Linked DNA regions of Mus musculus: regions 2 and 3 are each linked to region 1. A link is a loop called in an ENCODE intact Hi-C map of the cell type or tissue named here. Cell type or tissue: heart. All regions are shown on one strand. Each heading gives the region's core, and the rest is flanking DNA. Links, peaks and the distances in the headings are about the cores only. Region 1 holds the start of Slk (STE20-like kinase). Region 2 holds the start of Calhm2 (calcium homeostasis modulator family member 2). Region 3 holds the start of Gm19557 (predicted gene, 19557).

Region 1 (7,188 bases), core at 978-5,977:
CACTTATAAAACTAAACTGAGAGTCTGAGGTGCAGCAGAATTCCTTGACCCTGATGTTGTCAATGTAAATTTATTTTATTATCAGCTAAACACATACACACTTACAAGAATTACATATTTCACTACTTTATAAAAGGTATAGGCCTGTCAGTTGCAACACAGCACACAGCCAGAACTTTCAAATACTTTACTAGGTAAAACAGTTTCTAGACTTGCTACTCAATACATATTTTTATATCATCTTTTTGTTTCTGATTGAATGAAAAATATTATATACCCTCATTTACATTTAACCACACTACATTAAAAAGAAAACAAATTTAAAACAGTGGTGATTTTCCAAGCATGCCAGTAAATGTGAGAGCCATACAGGAGTGAGACTATATGATGGGAAGCCGATATTAAAACTAAGAACATAACATGACTGCCCAGTTATGATTTAACCTTTTAACAGTCACCAATTTCTACAAGCAAATGGTAGCTGGAATCAAGTTTCAAAATAGTTGTCTACTGCACACTACCAAAAATATTATGGTCTGATAACATCCACCCTACAAAAAGAAGTCTAGTTTCCCTCACATAAGTTCACAACTTCCAGAGAATTCTGAAAAATAAACAACTTTTGGAAAAATGAAAAAGAAAGTCGATTTCTGAGTTCAAGGCCAGCCTGCTCTACAGAGTGAGTTCCAGGACAGCCAGGGCTACACAGAGAAACCCTGTCTTGGAAAAAAATAAATAAATAATAATAATAATAATAAATAAAAGAAAAAGAGGCCAAAGTTAGATAAGCTTAAAATGTAAATTTTTTAAAAACAAAAAACAAAACAAAAATTCCTACATAACTCCTCAAAAACAGACACAAAGAATTTATGTTAGTCAATATCATTTTAAAGCAATCTTTAAGCCCCCAGGAATTATGCTAGGCACTTGGTAATGTTGAGCTACACAATGTCTCAAATTTTTTAGGAAATTTCAACTAATGTTGCGATGGGATTACACATCACCTTCTGCAGAGTAAAACTGCACAGCTGCCCTAGAAACCAAGTCAACAGCTACTGGGTCCCTTTCATCTCTCCCATCCCATATTTTGCTTCTATAACCTCTTCAGACAATGACAGAAATTTGTACCATTTATTGAACTCCTTCTGGCTGCCTTATACTTTCTATGTATTTACACTACAGATACTGAGTAGGCCTTCTAATGAGGGAAATCAACCACTAATAAGTAAGTACCTTGCCCAAGGTCACAGACTTATGTTGTGGAGAGCAAGAAATACTCTAGTATAGAAACCCATGCTCTCGATGCTATGCTGTTTACAGTGGATGAAATGTCTTCCCACCATGAAAACTTCGCAACCACCGACCACCTTCTCACTACAAGATTCCAGGTCCCTTGTGAGTTAATCGTCGCCTTTCCTCAGTAACTGCATATTCAGAGGACATTAATACGTGGAAAGATCTGAAGAAACGTTTAAGGAAACCTATGGTTTTAGAACTAAGAAAATCGAAGTTGGGAGAGGTGGTTATTTTGGTCATGACCGCCAAGCTGGCTCTGACAGCCAGTACTAAACGAGTCTCCCCAGGATGACTTCCTACCACCCTTACATGCCCTTCTGCTGTGCATCTTCAACAATAAGCTCTTGCTGAAACCATACTATATGCTGACTTTCATTAGCATTCATCTAAAGGTAACATACATTGTTTCATTTCAACAAATGTGTGAGGCATAGATTCAAATGTGAAACTTTGGGCCTTAATTTTATTATATAAACATGAAAATGTCAATTATAATATGTGACAAGTGCTACAGTAGCCATGTGAACAAGATGTTCTGAAAACACATAGAGCAAGCAATCAAAGTGTGTCTTTCAGACTGGATTAAAAAAAAAAAAAAAAAAAAGACCAGAATTTTGACAGAATGCATTCAAGGCACGCATTACAAGACAAAGTGTGCTGTGCTTAGAAAGTAGAGGACATGCTTTCGACTGAATGGAATTAAAAGTAAAAAGACACTACTACATATGGGCACAGAGGCCTGAGTTCAAGGCTACACTGAATCATGGTGGCCATGAACTGTCTGTGAGCTTCACTGTCTCCCTCCATGAGCAGGTGGACACTGCCACTTCTCAGGACTTTTATACGATACAAATTATGTGAGAATGGAAAGTCTTGAATCTATGTTTTCAATTCTAGGCAACCAGTGGGTCCTACCCCTAAACTGTGGCTCATAAAAACCTCGCCCTTCAGGAAGTAAATATTCCAATGACATCATTCATATACTTCCTAGGACAGGGTAAACAGTTAACATTCACACCTTTGTGTAGAAACATCAAACCTCTATTGAAATACATAAATACTCGTGTAGTTTTCTGATTCCTCAAGCACTGGTATTGCCTTCTAGCCAATGCTTATCGAATTTCAAAACTAGGATGAAATGAAGATCTCCTGGAAATGTTGTCAGAAATTCCATCCCATGTGGCCAAGCAACCAACTCAAGAACGGGCTCCATGCTGGCCAGGCACCTTTTGCTCGTTTTATCTGAATTATACATACTGTCCCCATCTCCAAAAAGTTACCTGTTTCATGCACACATGCAAACGCCACTAGTAAACAAACATCAGCACAGGGAGAAAGAAGCTAACGAGTTTCCGATTTTAAAAGACTCGAGGGCCGGGCCGCAACCACCCGCTCCTCCCATTAAATTCGGAAGTTTGACAGGGTTTAGACTGCAGACCCATCACTCCTGAAACTGCATCCGGCCCCACGGTATTCCGTAACGGCTTGGATGCTGAGCTGAAGTTTCAACCTACAAAGCCAAGGAGCGGGCAAGTCACGGGAAGGGCTGCTGGGGTGAAGTCCTCGTGCCACTCCGGACAGGCGGCCGTTTCATCTCCTCCTAAGCCAACTTCCCGTTTTCCCCCTCTTACCTTATAGACTTTCCCGAAGGCTCCGTCGCCCAGTTCTCCAATAATCTCCCAAAACTCTTCGGGGTTCAGGTCTCTCTTCACGTGTTCGTACTGTTTCTTCTTCTTCTCGCTCCCCAACTTGAAGATCTTACGGAAATTGAAGAAGGACATTTTTCCAAGCCCAGCAGAGCCCCTTGCCCTTAAAGGGCTAGGAACAATAAAAGGCAAAGTTTGTGGCGCGTCGTCTCCCGCGCGAGCCCGGGGTCCGGGCCGCTCCCGCCGGGCGCTCCCCGGAGAAGGCGGGGCGCCGACCGGGCTCCGGCCCCGGAGTGGGGCGCGCGGCCGCCGCGAGCCGGGACGGGCCGAGCGGCACGGTGGGCACCTCGCTCGCGGGCCCCGGGGGCTGCACCTGCCCCGGCGCTCGTCCCCGGCCCGCACCGGGCCGCACGGGTCCGAGCGGCGCGGACGCCCGCGGCCCGCGGCGCCTTAGGCCCGTGTCACCGCGCGTCTCCCGGGGCGGCGGCCGCTCCGGACCCGGGAAGCGGCCGGCGCCCGGCAGGCGCGTAGCGGCGAAGCCAAGCTCTCCCGCCGGGGCCCCACGTCTGCTCCGAAGCGTCCGCTCCCACTGCGCGACACCCGCGCGTCCCCTCGGCTCTGGGGCGCCGCTGCCTCGCTCGTCGCCTCAGCCCACACAGCCTCGGCCCGCAGCGCGCACGGACGCCGACGCCGTCTCGCAGCGCGCCCGAGCTCCTCGGCCGCGCGCGCGCTCGCCCGCGCGGTGACGCGCCCCGCTCCCCGCGCGCTCGCGAGGGCGTACCCTCTGGCCCCGCGCACGCGCGCTGGCTCCGCCGGGCTGGCGGCGCGGCGGCTCGGTGGCGCCTGCGGCGGGAGGTGTGGTGGAGGCTTGAGCGCTTCCATCCTCCTCGAGGGTTTTGCGTTGACCTCTGCGAGCCCGAGCCGGGTGGCTCCACGACGTCGTTGGCCAGGTCTCCTTCGGCGCGACCCTGTTGATTGCGCTGGCGGATGTTGCCTCATTCTGCACAAGGGGGACGCGGGAAAGCAGGCTATGCTTGTGGGTGCCTGAAAGTGCACTGTTTCCGCTTCGGAACTCATACAAGAGTCCAGGGAGAGGGAAAGCCGGGAGCCTGGGCTTTGAGCCATAGTTCAGTGACTTTGAATACAGCATCCGAGTCCCCATTCCTATGATCTCCATAGTCCTTACTGAAACGTTGCGGCATAGATCAAAAGAGACAATAAATGGAAACCCTTTGCACAGGGCTTGCACCAGCAAGTGCACAATATTTACTCAATATGAAGGTAGTGCAAACATAGGTTGTAAAAAAAAATTGTTTAAAAGGTAGGTGTGGTGGAGCCCTGGGGAAGCTGCCAACGAATGATAACGAGTTCGAGACCAGCCTGGGCTACAGAAAAAAGCCCTGTCTCAAAAAATAAAAAGGAAATTGTTTAAGATCGGCTTCTGGAGTGGTGACACTCCCTTAAGGATAACCTCTGGGTCACCTCCACAGCCAGAAAACTGGTGCCGCCCTTCCTGAGTCTCACCTGAGCTAATCCAGCCGGGGATTCCAGATTTGCTGGGGCTATGTGGGTGTCGCCTGGAGTCTGTCAAATGATTTACCGTCCCCCTCCTCCACCTGACAGAAGCCCTTTGGGGAGGAGGGGGGCGGGGAGGCAGAGGCGGGGTCACCCATCAAGGTGACCAAGAGCAGGGCCACATTCCAGGGTAGGTGTAGAAAGCAGACCAGGAAATGAGTGAATACCACAAGAAAACGTTTTAAAAATTAAAATAGTAGACTTTGACAAAAGATGAGGCCTAGTGGTACAAAGGGGACAATAGCAAGCGCTTAAATTTGAGGCCAGAGCGAGTGTGCAGCAGTTAAGTGCATTTGCTCTTAACCACTTTCTTGTTGTTTTTTTCTTGTTTTCTTTCTTGTTTTGTTTTGCTCTAGCCCCAAAATGTAGCAGTTGTTCCGTAAAAGGCTCAAGATTGTTTTCTCAAGATCCTTCTGTTTCAAGATATTTTATATATAATTGATACACACTGAACTGCATACATTAAAAATATACACTTTCATGTATTTCCATGTTACACACACCATGAAAATGACCTAGTCAGTTTTAATATTATTCATGGAGAAAATATGTAAAGAATAAAATTAAGAAGTACTATAATTCCACCAGCCAACAGAACCACTAGTAGATTACACTCTGTATGAAGATGTATGTCTAGCCCGTGTAAGGTTCTAGTATTATCTGTATTGTTCTGCTCCATAATGACATAGTTGGATTCTTTACAGTATTTCTGCCACACTGACAGATGCCTTCGCATACGAATCCTTTCTCACAGTCCCCGTATTTGATATCTCCTCAGTGTAAAGCAACCGGAGTAGATCTGGGTGAAAGAATAGGGTTCTGTGTTGTTCATCTCAGAATAGGAGAGGCTTGCTTGCCTTCCCAAAAGGTCACATACGTACATATAAAATCTTTTTGTTGTTGTTGTTGTTTTGGTTTTTTGTTGTTTTTTGTTTGTTTGTTTTTCAAGACAGGGTTTTTCTTTATAGGCTGTCCTGGAACTCACTTTGTAGACCAGGCTGGCCTCGAACTCAGAAATCTGCCTGCCTCTGCCTCCCGAGTGCTGGGATTATACATATTAAATCTTAAGAAATAAAAGTTAGACATGGCAACGGATACCTGCGATCCCAGCATTCCTGAGGCTGAGACGGGAGGCTTACAATGAACTCCAGGCCATCTACAACATAAAAGTGGGTTCTAGTTCCAGCCTGACCCACAGGGTGAGATTCCGCCTCAAAAATGAAATACGGAAATCATAATCTAGGGAACGTCTCGCCTTTTGAGTTCCTCCTCACTCCGGTTCATTCCTGTTAAGAAGCTCAGGCTGGGCTAGGGAGACAGCACAGTGGGGCAAGTACTGTTCTACATGTCTGAGGACCTGATTTCAATCCTAAGCAGCCAGTAAAAGCCAGGCAGAGCACAGTTATAACCCCAGTGCTGGGGGGACGGGGAGGGAAGGACAGACAGATCCCAGGGGCTCTCTGGACAGCCAGCATGGCCTAGACCTCAAACTCCAGGTTCAGTGAGATAATCTATCACAAAAAAAAAAATTAAGGTAGGGAGTAAGAGAAGAAGGCATCTGACATTGGCCCCTGGCCTCCACATGCACATACATACACACGTGCACACATGTGTACACACACATAGCTAAGACTATAATGATAGCTATATTCACTATATTCCTGACAGAGAATATGACTACGGCTTCGTGAATATGTACCTATTTCCAAACTCTTCCTTAGCTATGAGCAGATTTATGTGTCAATGATACATCAATAAAATGTTTTCTTTTTTTTAATATTTATTTATTATATGTAAGTACACTGTAGCTGTCTTCAGACACTCCAGAAGAGGGCATCAGATTTCATTACGGATGGTTGTGAGCCACCATGTGGTTGCTGGGATTTGAACTCAGGACCTTTGGAAGAGCAGTGGGCACTCTTAACCACTGAGCCATCTCACCAGCCCCAGTGTTTTCTAAAAAACAAATATAAATAAATGAAAAACAGCCAGTGTAGTAGAGAAGATGGCCAGAGGACGAGGAGGAAACTCAAAGCGCAGGGAGCTGAATAAATCCCCTCTGTGGCTCCCCTAATAAAGGCGTCTGGTGCTCTGTGTTTACATAGTAAAAACACTAAGCAAAGGAAAAACTCAGATTTATCTTTACAACTGCAAACATTCTCGTAGGGTTTTTTTTTTTCCCCAATATATGATGGGAAAAAAAATAAGTGGACCTCTTAAGAAAATGTTTTAACATTAAAGTAATAGGCGTGGCCTATGGCTAGAAAGTAACTTGAAGCAGGGATTTGGGACTGTAGAGATGGCTCGGCAGCTAAGAGCATTTGGTTTTTGGAGAAGACCCAGGTTCAGTTCCCAGCAGTCGCCTAGTAATTCACAGTGTCCCATAGCTCCAGTTCCAGGATGTTCGACTCCTCTTCCGACTTCCATCAGCACAAAGCATGCACAGGGTATGGGGTGCATGCAGTCAGAGCACCCTGCACGTAAAAATAAAATAAGCCTAATGTTTAAGAAGTTCTACAAGGCCATTGCAAAGCCAAAAGTGATCAAACACCACACATATAATCTTAGATTCAGGAGGATGAAGCAGGATGACTAAGAATCCAAGAACAGCCAGGCTTACATAGTGGAACCCTGACACCGCCGACACCACCACCACCACCACCACCACTAC
Region 2 (6,018 bases), core at 1,019-6,018, 440 kb after region 1:
GCTCATTGGGGCTTAGGCTCCCAAAGCCCACACCCAGAGTTCCCTCTTGCTCTAGACTTCTCTTACTACACTCAGGCTCAAGAAACTGAGGGCAGCCAGGCGGTGGTGGTGCACGCCTTTAAGTCCAGCCCTTGGGAGGCAGAGGCAGGCGGATTTCTGAGTTCGAGGCCAGCCTAGTCTACAGAGTGAGTTCTAGGACAGCCAGGGCTACACAGAGAAACCCTGTCTCGAAACAAAACAAACAAAACAAAACAAAAGAAAGAAACTGAGGGCAAGCAACCCTCTCATGGTCTTTGCCAGTTTCTTAGGTAAAAGGGACTGGGATTCAGCTTGTGTGACACACCTCAGTGACCCATGATAAGATGACAAGACTACATGAGAGAGGCCAAGGTGTGTGTCCTGGGGCTGTTAGACAACTGTTGAGCCAGACGGCCTCCGGGTTTCCTTCACACCAATCCTCTTCACACACATTACAGGAAAACAGACCATCTGTGAGGTTTGAGAGCTAGAAATGGGAACCAATGAACTCCCGTTTTCTCCAAGGCTCCCTGGGAAGTGTGCCCTGAGGTGTGATGAAGATGGAGGCGTTGCCTAAGAAGGGAAGTAGCTAAGATCAAAGACTGGGTTAAGGTTGGGTGAAAGGCTGACTCTACCGTTTGCAAAGTGTGTCCCTGGGCCAAGTGCCTCTTTTTTGGGAGGGAGTCTCAGCTTCCTCATTCATGGAACAGGGAGAAGGCCATCTACCTCACAGGTTCACCTGTAAGACCCCCGAAGCTGGGCCTCCGCTCAAGTCCCGGGATGAGCTGGCCAGCATCCCACCCACACCTGATGCAAACTGCAAGAGGTTTTATTATCAGCTAGCTGAGGACGAACTCCTCGAGCAATGCAGGGCAGGGAAGTAACAGTAGGGGGCTTTTAACAGCTAGCCAAGGAATTGGGAGGAGTTGGGAGGAGAGTTCTTCTCTGCCGATGTCCTTGGTAAAATTACAAGTATCGCATCTCTGGCTGTAAGGCTCAGAAACAAAAAGGCTTTTTGCTGGCTATAGAGAACAAAGAGCTTCTTTCTGGCTGTATTTTTAGAGATCAGGGAAAACAAGCTTGGGGAACAGCCAGGGGCTTTACCTTCCAGGGAGAAACATTCTAAGTCGGGGTCTCACACACCATGCGTAAAAGCGTGTGGCACGCAGCAGACACTTGGAGCTGTGTGGTTAAGGTGCTCATTCCTTTCGGAACTCATGACTGCTTGCTCTCCTCTCCCCTGAACCCGACCAAGGGATGGGACAGGACAGGAATACTTAGCTGCTGTCTTGTCCAAGAAAAGAAAGTAGAAGTGCAGACAGTTTCTTGTTTCCTGGCCCCATCTTCCAGCCCCTTGGCCTGCCTATCTCAGAGCCCACCTCCACTCTCAGCTGGGACCCAGGTGCCACAGGGAACAGGAAGTTGAACTTAACCCCAGATCCGAATAAAGGGACCAAATGAATACAGACCAAGTGTGTGTGTGTGTGTGTGTGTGTGTGTGTGTGTGTGTGTGTGTGCACGCGTGCACTTGCAGGGTGGGGTGGGGCACCCACAGGGGATAAGGTGCCAGAAAGTGCTCAGAGGAACAGACGTGAGGGAAGCTTTGGTGAGACCTAACTCCAGAGTGGTGGGAGCTCAGGCAAGTCCCCCACCCTGTAAAGTGCTTCTTGGAAAGGCACGGGTACCGATTGCTCTCCATTTATCCCTGCTACACAGACAAGCCAGACTCAGGAGGGTGTGGCTTGTCCCTGCTCAGTGTGAATCCCACTGTCCCAGCCCTGGAGAGCTGATGGCCGTGAAGGCTATCTCTCCCAATCTTAGGAGCCACTGAGGCCATCTTGACACTCTCCCTGTCAGTGGACTTGACTCATGACTTGTGAGCTCCCAGAGACGACTCTAGGGGCAGGCGGTGCAGTTTAAGAGATCCTGTCTCCCTTTAATTTCTACCTAAGACCAGCCTCTGCCTTAGGAGTTCTAGATACCCAGATGGGGACAGTACCTAGGAGTTAGATGGACTATGATGGGAAGGTCCTCTTCTGGGGATGGCAGGTACAGGCAAAGGCAGGATGCGCAGAGAGAGGAGGGGAGGAGGGGACCAGGGTCTTGACCAGGAGTTTGCAATCTGGAGCATCACCATCAATCCTGAACACCCACCTCTCCCCTGACTCTGCAGGGAACTCCTCCCGCAGCTTCTGCCAGGTGGGTGTCAAGTACGGGGGATGTTCTTCTAACTGGCCTGGAGGGCAAGCCTAGGCAAGATCTCCTTGAGGGCCCTGCCTGGCAACTGCCTAGACCTTCCCAGATGGCCCCCGAGGGGTGCTCAGGGTAGAGTCAAGGCAGGGCCAGTAGGGCCAGCCACAGCGGGCCCAGAGGCGGGCTGGGACAGGACGCAGCATCGGAGACCGCTTCTCCACTTCCTCTGTTTCTGCCTCGCGCCGCCCTCAGCAGCCCTCCCTCTTCTGCCTGGCGCCAGGAGGCTGTTTTTCCATTCTCTGGCTAGAAAGTTCCACGCCACTGTTTCTTTCTCTCTCTTTTCTGGAGTTAAATTTGTCTGCAGATGCCTGCACTTCATCTGTAGACGCCTCCAGTTAAGTTTGTTTGTAACTGGGCCCAAAGCTCCGTTGCGTTGCGTTCAAACGCTGGGCCCGGATCCTACGCGGACCTGGGTGCAAAAGCAAAGCCGGCAGTGAACCCCGTGAGGCCACTTTGCCTCGCGGTCAGGAGCACCTTCCCAGTGTCTGCGGGAGCCCACACTGCTGTCAATCCATCAGGAATCCAAGGCCACGGGGGCCTGCAACCAGCCCTAGGTAAGGAGGGGCCCTTTCCTGGAGTGTGCAGCTGTTAAAGGAGCCGGCAGCCTCTAGAGACTATCTGGAGGGAACTCCGGGAAGAACACGGAAATGATGCTTCCCCCACCCCCAGCTGTCTGTCTCCTGTCCTTGGGAAGAGCCCCCCCCCCCCCCATGATAATCTCAGAGGATGGCCGGGTCCCAGCTCTGCTCCATCCCTATGCTATCTGTCAGGCACTGTGTTCCCCATGTGAGGGTGGGTTTAGGATCCCAAGACCACCCCAAGGAGCAAATGGGTGCCTAGCAGCCAAGAAGGGAGGGAGGGAGAAGATGGAGTTGCCTGTTAGCCTGTTTATGGCCAGCAACAGGACAAAGTTCTTTCCTTGTGGGATTATTTAGAAGCTCTGGGCTCTGAACCGGGGAGTCAGACAGTCCTCCCTCCTCCCAGAGCCCACATGGCTCTGCCTGTGCCAGATGGCATCCTCGGCAGAGGCGGCAACAGGAAAAGAGAAGTGAATATAACCCAGAAAGACTTAGCACAGGCTTCCCCTATCTCTCTCCACAGCCTGACCTCTCTCCACTCACAGGCTTCATCTGGCTTGGAGAGCTGTTTCTTTTGGTGTCCCCCCCACCGCACCCCACCCCACCCAGTGCCTGTTCTCCTGATGGGGGTGGACATGGGGCCACACCCTGACTGTCTCTCTGGCTGTATGGGTGGAGTCTGGGAAGGGAATTGGGGCTAAACTTCCAAAGAGCCTGAGGCCATGGCCTCTTCTGGCACAGAGCCATCTCTGCTGAGGTCATGAAGCAGAAGAGGGCAGATAAGTACAGCGAGCCTGAAACCCCGCTGAAGCTACCTGTGGCTCCTTGGGGCAGAGATTCTGCAGGCTGCTGCATGGAGAAAGCAATAAGGAGAGCAAGGTCTGGAGGCCATGAACAGAGGGAGCTAGTTTAGCTCTGACACATTGTGTCCACTTTCTAAGTATTCTCAAGTCATGGTCAAAATCTCAGCTGGCTCCTCTGGATTTGTCTGGCCTCAGGCAAGACACCCTGTCCCCTTGATTTTCCCGTCTTTGGCATCAGGAGAAGCATCCTCGGTAGAACTGGTGGCATAAGAGTTTCAGATGTTGAACTGCCTACTCTGTGACATCATTTGTGGTCCCTAACATTCCTAGGAAGAGATTAGGATCACAATGATTTATCCGTATCCTTGTCTGGGGAAAACACATGAAGTGTGTTGAGACTCTGAGGTCTCCAAAATAAAGGGGTTTTGTGCACCCAAGGGTGTTGGCATCTTGTTTCAGGCTTGTCACTGGTCCAGGGGTCTGGTCTCCACCAGACCCGGTCTATCCTTTGTCCACTAGGACAGCCCCTGTAGCTTTGATACTTGTACCATACTCTCCAAATTGTTCCAAATCCCAAAGGGATCCATCCCATCTGGCCTAACACCACCGGTCATTATTAATCCTCCCCGGGGAGAAGAGGGTAGTGGCAAAAGGACTGTAAAGTATTCAAAGCAGGCAGACCTGGTCTTGAATCTGAGGTCTGTCATTTATTTATACATGGCCCTGGCCAGGGGCTTACGCTCAGGAAGCCACATCCTTCACTGTGCTTGAGGTGGGGGTTGCACAAGGATGCCAGGGGGATACCAAGGAAAGCATGCAAAGATTCGTTGAGGATGGGCAACATCCACTGAGAGCACCTGGTACCCGGCAAGAACTTAGGCAACCATGGCTATCACCATTGCTGTAGAGGCCCATGCACGCCCCCTCCTTCTCTGCCTGCTTGGCCACAGCAGCACTGTGTTCACAGCCTGTGTTCAGAGGCAAGCATTTATCGCTCATCTGTGTTTCACAGGAAGCACCAGTTCAGCCACTGCAGGAGCTAAAATGGCATGATCATGCTCTGCTGTCAGCTGTCCTCCGGCCTGCTGCGCGCCTTACTAGTCTCACCAGAAGCCCTCAGTTCTGCCCTCTTCTGCCTCCTCCTGCGCATCCCATCCCCGGCCCGCCAGTCACCATGGCGGCCTTGATTGCAGAGAACTTCCGCTTCCTGTCTCTCTTCTTCAAGAGCAAGGATGTGATGATTTTCAATGGGCTGGTGGCCCTGGGCACGGTGGGCAGTCAGGAGCTGTTCTCAGTGGTGGCCTTCCACTGTCCCTGCTCACCCGCCCGGAACTACCTGTATGGACTGACAGCAATTGGCGTGCCTGCGCTGGCCCTCTTCCTTATCGGAGTCATTCTCAACAACCACACTTGGAACCTAGTCGCCGAGTGCCAGTACCGGAGGGCCAAGAACTGCTCCGCGGCCCCCAACTTCCTCCTCCTAAGCTCAATCCTGGGCCGTGCAGCTGTGGCTCCAGTCACCTGGTCTGTCATCTCCCTGCTCCGAGGGGAGGCCTATGTCTGTGCTCTCAGTGAGTTTGTGGACCCCTCCTCGCTCACAGCTGGGGATAAAGGCTTCCCCCCAGCCCATGCTACGGAGGTCCTAGCCAGGTTCCCTTGTGGAGAGGGCCCCGCCAACCTATCGAGCTTCCGAGAGGAGGTCAGCCGCAGGCTCAAGTATGAGTCTCAGGTAAGGAGCTGTGTGGCCACTGATGGGGTGGTACTCGATAGGATGGTACAGCGTTTGAGAATGAGCACCTGTCCGAGGAAGCACAGACTCACCCGTGTCAGGCATCAGCAGATTGACCTGTGGCTTAGAGTTACGGGGGGCAAGGGTCAGCTCATCACAAGTGTGTCTCTGATGTGTCTTTAGGTGCTGGGGATTGAATCCTAGACCACATGAATGTCAAGCATGAGCTGCCGCTAAGCTCCACTTTCATCCCTTAGAGATGGTTTTGAGCATTAAGGAAACACCACCTAGAATCGCAGAGAGAACATCCCATATCCCATAATACCCAGGACCATTCCCAATCTACCTAGTGAGGTCATCTTTACCCTAGCTTGACTGAGCATGGTCCCTGTAGGCCACCTCACAAATACCTGCTGTGGGCTTTTGAGTTGATAGCAGAGCTGGCTGACCCCAGGGATGAAGGCATCTCTGTCCCAGTAACTGAGTCAGCGTCACTCTTTGGAACAGGCCAGGGAGGGACAGGCTACTGCTGTTGGGCCTAGCTGTAGCCTCCCCTGCAACCATGTTTGGTGGTGGGTCAAGGGTCAAAAGAATGGTTAGAAGCAGCAATCTGAACTGAGGATGAGGGAGGCAGGAG
Region 3 (5,000 bases), core at 1-5,000, 69 kb after region 1:
TCCTTTTGCCTTGGGAAAGGTTCATCTGTCCTGTTGTAGGAATTCGAGTGAAGGCCAAGCTGCATCCAGTCATGTCTGTAGCTAGGAAAGTGCAGAGGACCAAGCAGTGTTCCCGTTCCTCTCGGTACAGCCCCGCCTTGCACTCCGAGGGCTCCTGGCACACTGCTTTGGTGTTTGCTGTTTCTATGTTAGTACAAAGTTAAGATTTACTAAGACATTTCCGGTTTAGCCTGTCGCTTGTATTACTGCTCTTGGGTCCGCTGCTGTCGCGTGTGACTGTGTATTTACTTTTAAGTGAACAGTCTCGGCTTACCGTCATCTTCTGATGCCTCATCCCCTCTGACTGCTACTTGCCCTCAGTATCTCTCCACAGATCTGTATCTCACCCCTCACTGTTGTGACCCCCGGGGCATCCCTGTCTGTGTCACTAGTACTTACCTTCCCGGCCTGAGTTCCATCTGTATCTGTGATGTCACTGCCACTTGTCCCTTGCAGTCCTCACCCCGCCCATTACGTCCCAGCCTGCTGACGTCACTGGCACATAGTGGTTTTTTGGTTTTTGGGTTTTTTTTCCCACCTCTTGTAGCAGAATTGAAGGGCTGTCCTAGCAGAGGCCCTGTCTGCATGTTCTGTGCTCTCTACACAGGACCTCAGGACTGGGTACTGCAGGAATGAAGATTGATTTTGGGGTTTTGGGTTTTTTTTTTTTTTTTTTTTTTTTTAATTCAGATGGTCCTGAGAATGGCAGGCGTGTTTCCCTCCCATCCTCTCCCACCCTGCTCCTGATCCCACCGCCGGTCCGGAGCATGACCTTGGCCAAATGCTGTGCTTATGTTGACAGCGGTGGGCGCCTCCCTTCTTGTTCCCCACATGGGAGTGCACTGCCGGCTTTAGGAGACCTCGGTTTTCAGTGAGCAGTGCATCTTTCTGTTCTTTGTGTACGTAGAGATTTGCCACCATCTAAGAGCTTTCCTTCCCCGTACCAAGGATGAGTTCACACCCATAACCAGGCTCCATTCTGCAACTGTCCTGACGCCTCTCCAGTCTTCTCCCGTCAGCAGCCAGGCTGCTCTGAGTGTCCTAACTTATTCCGGATGCTGCTGGTGGGACAGGCACCTTCTCACCATCCCAGCCCCTCATGACCTTGCTTCCTAGATTTGTTCACACACCTAATTACCTCTTCCTGGCAACAGGCTCTGTGCGCAGTGACCCAGGATTTCATAAAGGGAGATGAGGGATAGAGTTTCAGAAAAACACTCGGGTGGAGAAGGTCGTGGCTGGGAACTTTGTTCTTTGCCAAGGTTGCTTCTAAACAGCCTTGGTCTCCGGCTGCCCACTTCCCAGTGGCCTGTAGACAGCCTCAGCCTCCAGCTGCTCACTTCCCGTTGGCCTGTAGACAGCCTCCCATCTGACTGCCCACTTCCCATTGGCCTCCTTTCCATTTCATCATTTAGAATAAGCTCAGAGTTAAACTGACCTTCCTAGGGCTTCTGATGCCTCTCAGTTTATTTTCAGTAAAATCTTTCCTAGTCTTCTCTCCCCTTTTTCTTTTCCTTTTAAAACATTTTAGATCAGGGTTTGTGTGCGCGCGCGTGCGTGCACGCGCATGCGTGTGTTTGGGGCCCAAGGATCAAACTCAGATCCTTAAGAGTTGGCAGCAGGTGCCTTGACGTGGGGGCAAGCACCTTTCCAGCCATGCATCTCCTCTTTCTATTGAGGCATGGTCTCACTCTGTAGTCCAGGCTGACCTGGAACTTGCTACATAACCCAGGCTAGCCTCAAATTCACAGTCCTTCTGCTTGAGCCTCTTATGTGCAGAACTTTATGTGTCTGCTACCATGCCCAGTTCTAAAGAAGCATTAGTAAGTAGCGAGGCCCACCTTCATGTGAAGCCATGATGGCTACAATTGACTGGAAAGACGTCAGGACTCCCCCAGGCAGGATGTTCTGTGGCGGAGTTTTGACGTGGTATCCTTTTGAAGAAGCTTAGAGCAGAAGACTGTTTCTGTGTAGTGCTGTATATTTAAAAAGAAACTGATCTGTCGCTGTATTTGTTTCTCTTTGAAAACGATTTCTTCCATCAATTATGAATCAGTTGGTCAAATTGCCCTGCTTGGGATGTCAGTGTCCCTCAATTAATAGCGCCCTGGGAGACTGCAGATGCTCGGGCGATGCAGAAACCCGAGAGCCCTGGGCGCCCTGTTGTCACTCATGGCTGCTCACTTCCCCGTCTCTCCCTTCTGATTTTTTTTCTAACCGTCGCCTTTCTTAGCAAATCCAGAAACATGATAAGCAGATCTTACAGGACCATTGTTTCTCTGACAGCTAGATGAATGCTGACTATGTTTGGGCGGGCAGATTATATATATTTCAGGAAGCCACCCAGTTCCTGGCCTGAGCACCAAGTCGCTGCTTCAGTCTGTGAGCAATTTTGGTTTCCTGAACCGTGCGTGTCTGTCATTGTTCTTTTGAAAGTGACGAGCAAAACACAGATCTCAGTCCCGGAAGCGGCTGGCTTGTCAGAAGGGACCCCTGGTGTCCTTGCTCTCAGGACTGTGGCCTTTGAAACAGGCTAGGCAGCACATCCTGAGGCCGCGAGGCAGTCTCTGGAGAGGATGCGTCCTGTATTGTTTGCAGTTCCTGGGAGCTGAGCTGCAGTTGGCTCCCTATGGCTGCGAGTGCTTTCCCTGCTGACCCGGCCTCTCAGAGGAGGGAGCTGATGCTCATGGGAAAGATCGCCCAGCAGCCTGGGGGCAAAGCCGTGATCAGTCAGAGCAGAACCCAAGTTCAGCACAGTTACCAAGTGTGACCCTCCAGAGCAGACTTCTGACCCTGCCTAAATGCCGGCCTGCTCAGCTGACGCATGCCTAGAGCACGCTGACTCAGCACAGGAAAAGCCTGTTGGGTGAATTCATAATAAACCAGTTGGGCTTGGGAGTTAGTCGCAGGTAATGGAAGATGAGACATTTCTTTTTCTTCCCTGTGCAGGTGGAGTTAAAGGACAGTGGCACTTCTGGCGTAGCGCAGAGAGTGTTTAAGAATGCTCTCCAGCTGCTTCAGGAAAAAGGACTCGTGTTCCAGAGAGACAGTGGCTCTGATAAGCTGTACTACGTAAGAGACCTGCAGCCTAGTTTCCCCTCATGGCTTCCGTTACAAGTACAGTTAGGCTTAGGAATAGTACCAGTTTCTAAGACAGTGAGTCGGGGTGAAAGCGACCTCTTACCCTTTCACAATGTAACTGTTTCCTCCAGTGAAACAGTCTGACTCTGTAAACCCAGGCTGACCTTGAACTCCTAATCTCCTGGCTCCACCTCTCCACGGCTGGGATTGTAGGTGTGTGCCACTACTCCGGATCCATGCTGCCACTTGAAGCCCAATGGCCGTCTAAATATTTATCTGTACATTGACAGATATACAAGCACGTCCCTATGGCTTTTTTAAGAAAGGAAGGAAGGGTAGGGGAAGGGGGAACGGAAGGGAAGGGAGTAAGAGTGAGTGAGCTATCTTCTAATTGAGAAGGCCTCATCCTCAGAGCTCCTGGTGCAGATGCTGATGCACTGGAGACTGTCCTGTGTCTTCCACCAGCATCCCTGGCCTCTCACACTAAATGCCACTAGCACCTAGTATGTTGTGACAATCAGAAATGCCTTCGGGCATCACCAGATGTCCCACTGCTGTGAAGAGTGCTCCGCACAGCCTGCAGTGCCACCGTCTGTCCCTGTGCCCGTGTGTCCCGGCACCTGCGAGTCTGCCTCACTCTTTCTGACCAGGAGTATTTACCAGAACTTTCTAGCCATTCCTTTGTGACGGACGGACGGACACTACGGTTGTACGACTTTTGCTGTCACAAATAGTGTTTCCTGACTCGATCTGTGTGGCTCTCTGTGTGAATCTGTGTTGGTATTTCCAAGGACGGCTCACGCAGGAGAGCGCCCGGAGCAAAGGACACTTTAGTTAAAGCTTTCAGGTAACTCCAGTCTGCCTCCCTGAAGGCCTTGCTTGCCAGCCTCCCTTCTGAGGAACGGGACGGCTGCTTGCTTGCCTCCATCTTTTCAAGGTAGAAGTCTGCCTCTTGCTGCATGCCTTTGATGTTGGAGGCAGTAAGCTGAGAGAGGACCACTCGTGTCCAGAGCGGAGAAGTGGCTTCAGAATAAGATGAGAGCTCTGGAGACAGGCTGCTGGGCCTGCCTGCTTGCAGACTCGCTAGAGGTCTACTTAGCAGGTCATTTCCTCTGTGGAGAGGCCCAGGTTTTATTTATTTAAGTAGGAGGGGTTTTCCACAGTGTTGAGAGGTAAGCCAGTATAACACAGTGCTGTCCACTCATCCCGGGATGGGAGGGGCCAAGCAGGACATGGCGGCCATTGTCACACTAAGTTCAGCTGGAGCCCTCTTAGAGATTTGTGCCTCCTTCTGTTCTGGGTTGGCTTCTGTGAGGGTCTGTCTGTAGAGAGCAACCCTCCCTGGGAAGCAGCCAGGGCAACTGCAGCTGCCCAGGGCGAGGTGTGGCAGGGTTGGGCACTTCCTCTTGTGAATGAATCACCCTGAGCTGGAAGGGGTAGTCAAACAGGAATAGATCCCACGGCCCCTTCTGTGGCTGACCCCTCCCTTCCACTCATCCCTGATTTGTGGCTTTCCTTTCTCCTGAAGCCCTGCTGGGGACATAGTTACAGCAGAGCCCAGAGCTCTGTTTGCACCCATGGTTGACCTTCACACTAATCTTGTGAGTCCGAAGTCATCAGGTCTCACGGGCGGCCATGGCTGTTTCCTGTACCCAGTTCTTCAGCTGTGTTCCCATGCTTAGACTTGGCTCTTCCTCCTTCCTCTTTCTTCTCTCCTTTTACACACTCCTTCCTTCCTTCCCTCTTCCCCTTTCTTCTCTTCCTCCCTCCCTCCCTCACCTTCTTTTTCTTTTGCTTCCTCTCCCTCCCCCCCTCTCTGCCTCTCTTCCCTCTTCCCTTCCCTCTTCTCCCCTCTCTCTTCTCTAGTGTTATTAAATTTA

The links. Hi-C counts contacts between places; a loop is a spot of excess contacts. Peaks named below come from ENCODE experiments on the same cell type or tissue, not always from the same donor. Only the 100,000 strongest peaks of a DNase experiment are listed, where the experiment ranks them.
Region 2: a loop joins it to region 1, with 21 times the contacts of the local background. A loop is called at or near these places in 2 of 42 quality-filtered maps.
Region 3: a loop joins it to region 1, with 7 times the contacts of the local background. A loop is called at or near these places in 13 of 42 quality-filtered maps.

The regions. Positions count from the first base shown.
Region 1 is chr19:47,576,083-47,583,270 of GRCm38, reverse strand. Slk (STE20-like kinase) reads right to left here and starts at 3,252. Exons shown (of 18, transcript NM_001164639.1): 1 at 2,928-3,252. The coding sequence starts at 3,077. In heart, for the core only: a CTCF peak has its summit at 3,802; DNase peaks (open chromatin) are centred at 2,750, 3,160, 3,810 and 4,440; H3K4me3 peaks cover 3,775 bases; H3K27ac peaks cover 2,456 bases.
Region 2 is chr19:47,134,712-47,140,729 of GRCm38, reverse strand. It overlaps Calhm2 (calcium homeostasis modulator family member 2), which reads left to right and starts at 2,436. Exons shown (of 3, transcript NM_133746.5): 1 at 2,436-2,825; 2 at 4,665-5,381. The coding sequence starts at 4,827. In heart, for the core only: no CTCF peak of the experiment used is centred there; DNase peaks (open chromatin) are centred at 2,379, 2,879, 3,459, 5,149 and 1 weaker place; H3K4me3 peaks cover 2,109 bases; H3K27ac peaks cover 2,097 bases; H3K27me3 peaks cover 715 bases.
Region 3 is chr19:47,508,446-47,513,445 of GRCm38, reverse strand. Stn1 (STN1, CST complex subunit) reads left to right here. Exons shown (of 10, transcript NM_175360.3): 8 at 2,989-3,111. It overlaps Gm19557 (predicted gene, 19557), which reads right to left and starts at 464. Exons shown (of 3, transcript NR_045322.1): 1 at 439-464; 2 at 1-183. In heart, for the core only: no CTCF peak of the experiment used is centred there; DNase peaks (open chromatin) are centred at 155, 1,255, 2,535 and 4,525; H3K27ac peaks cover 3,765 bases.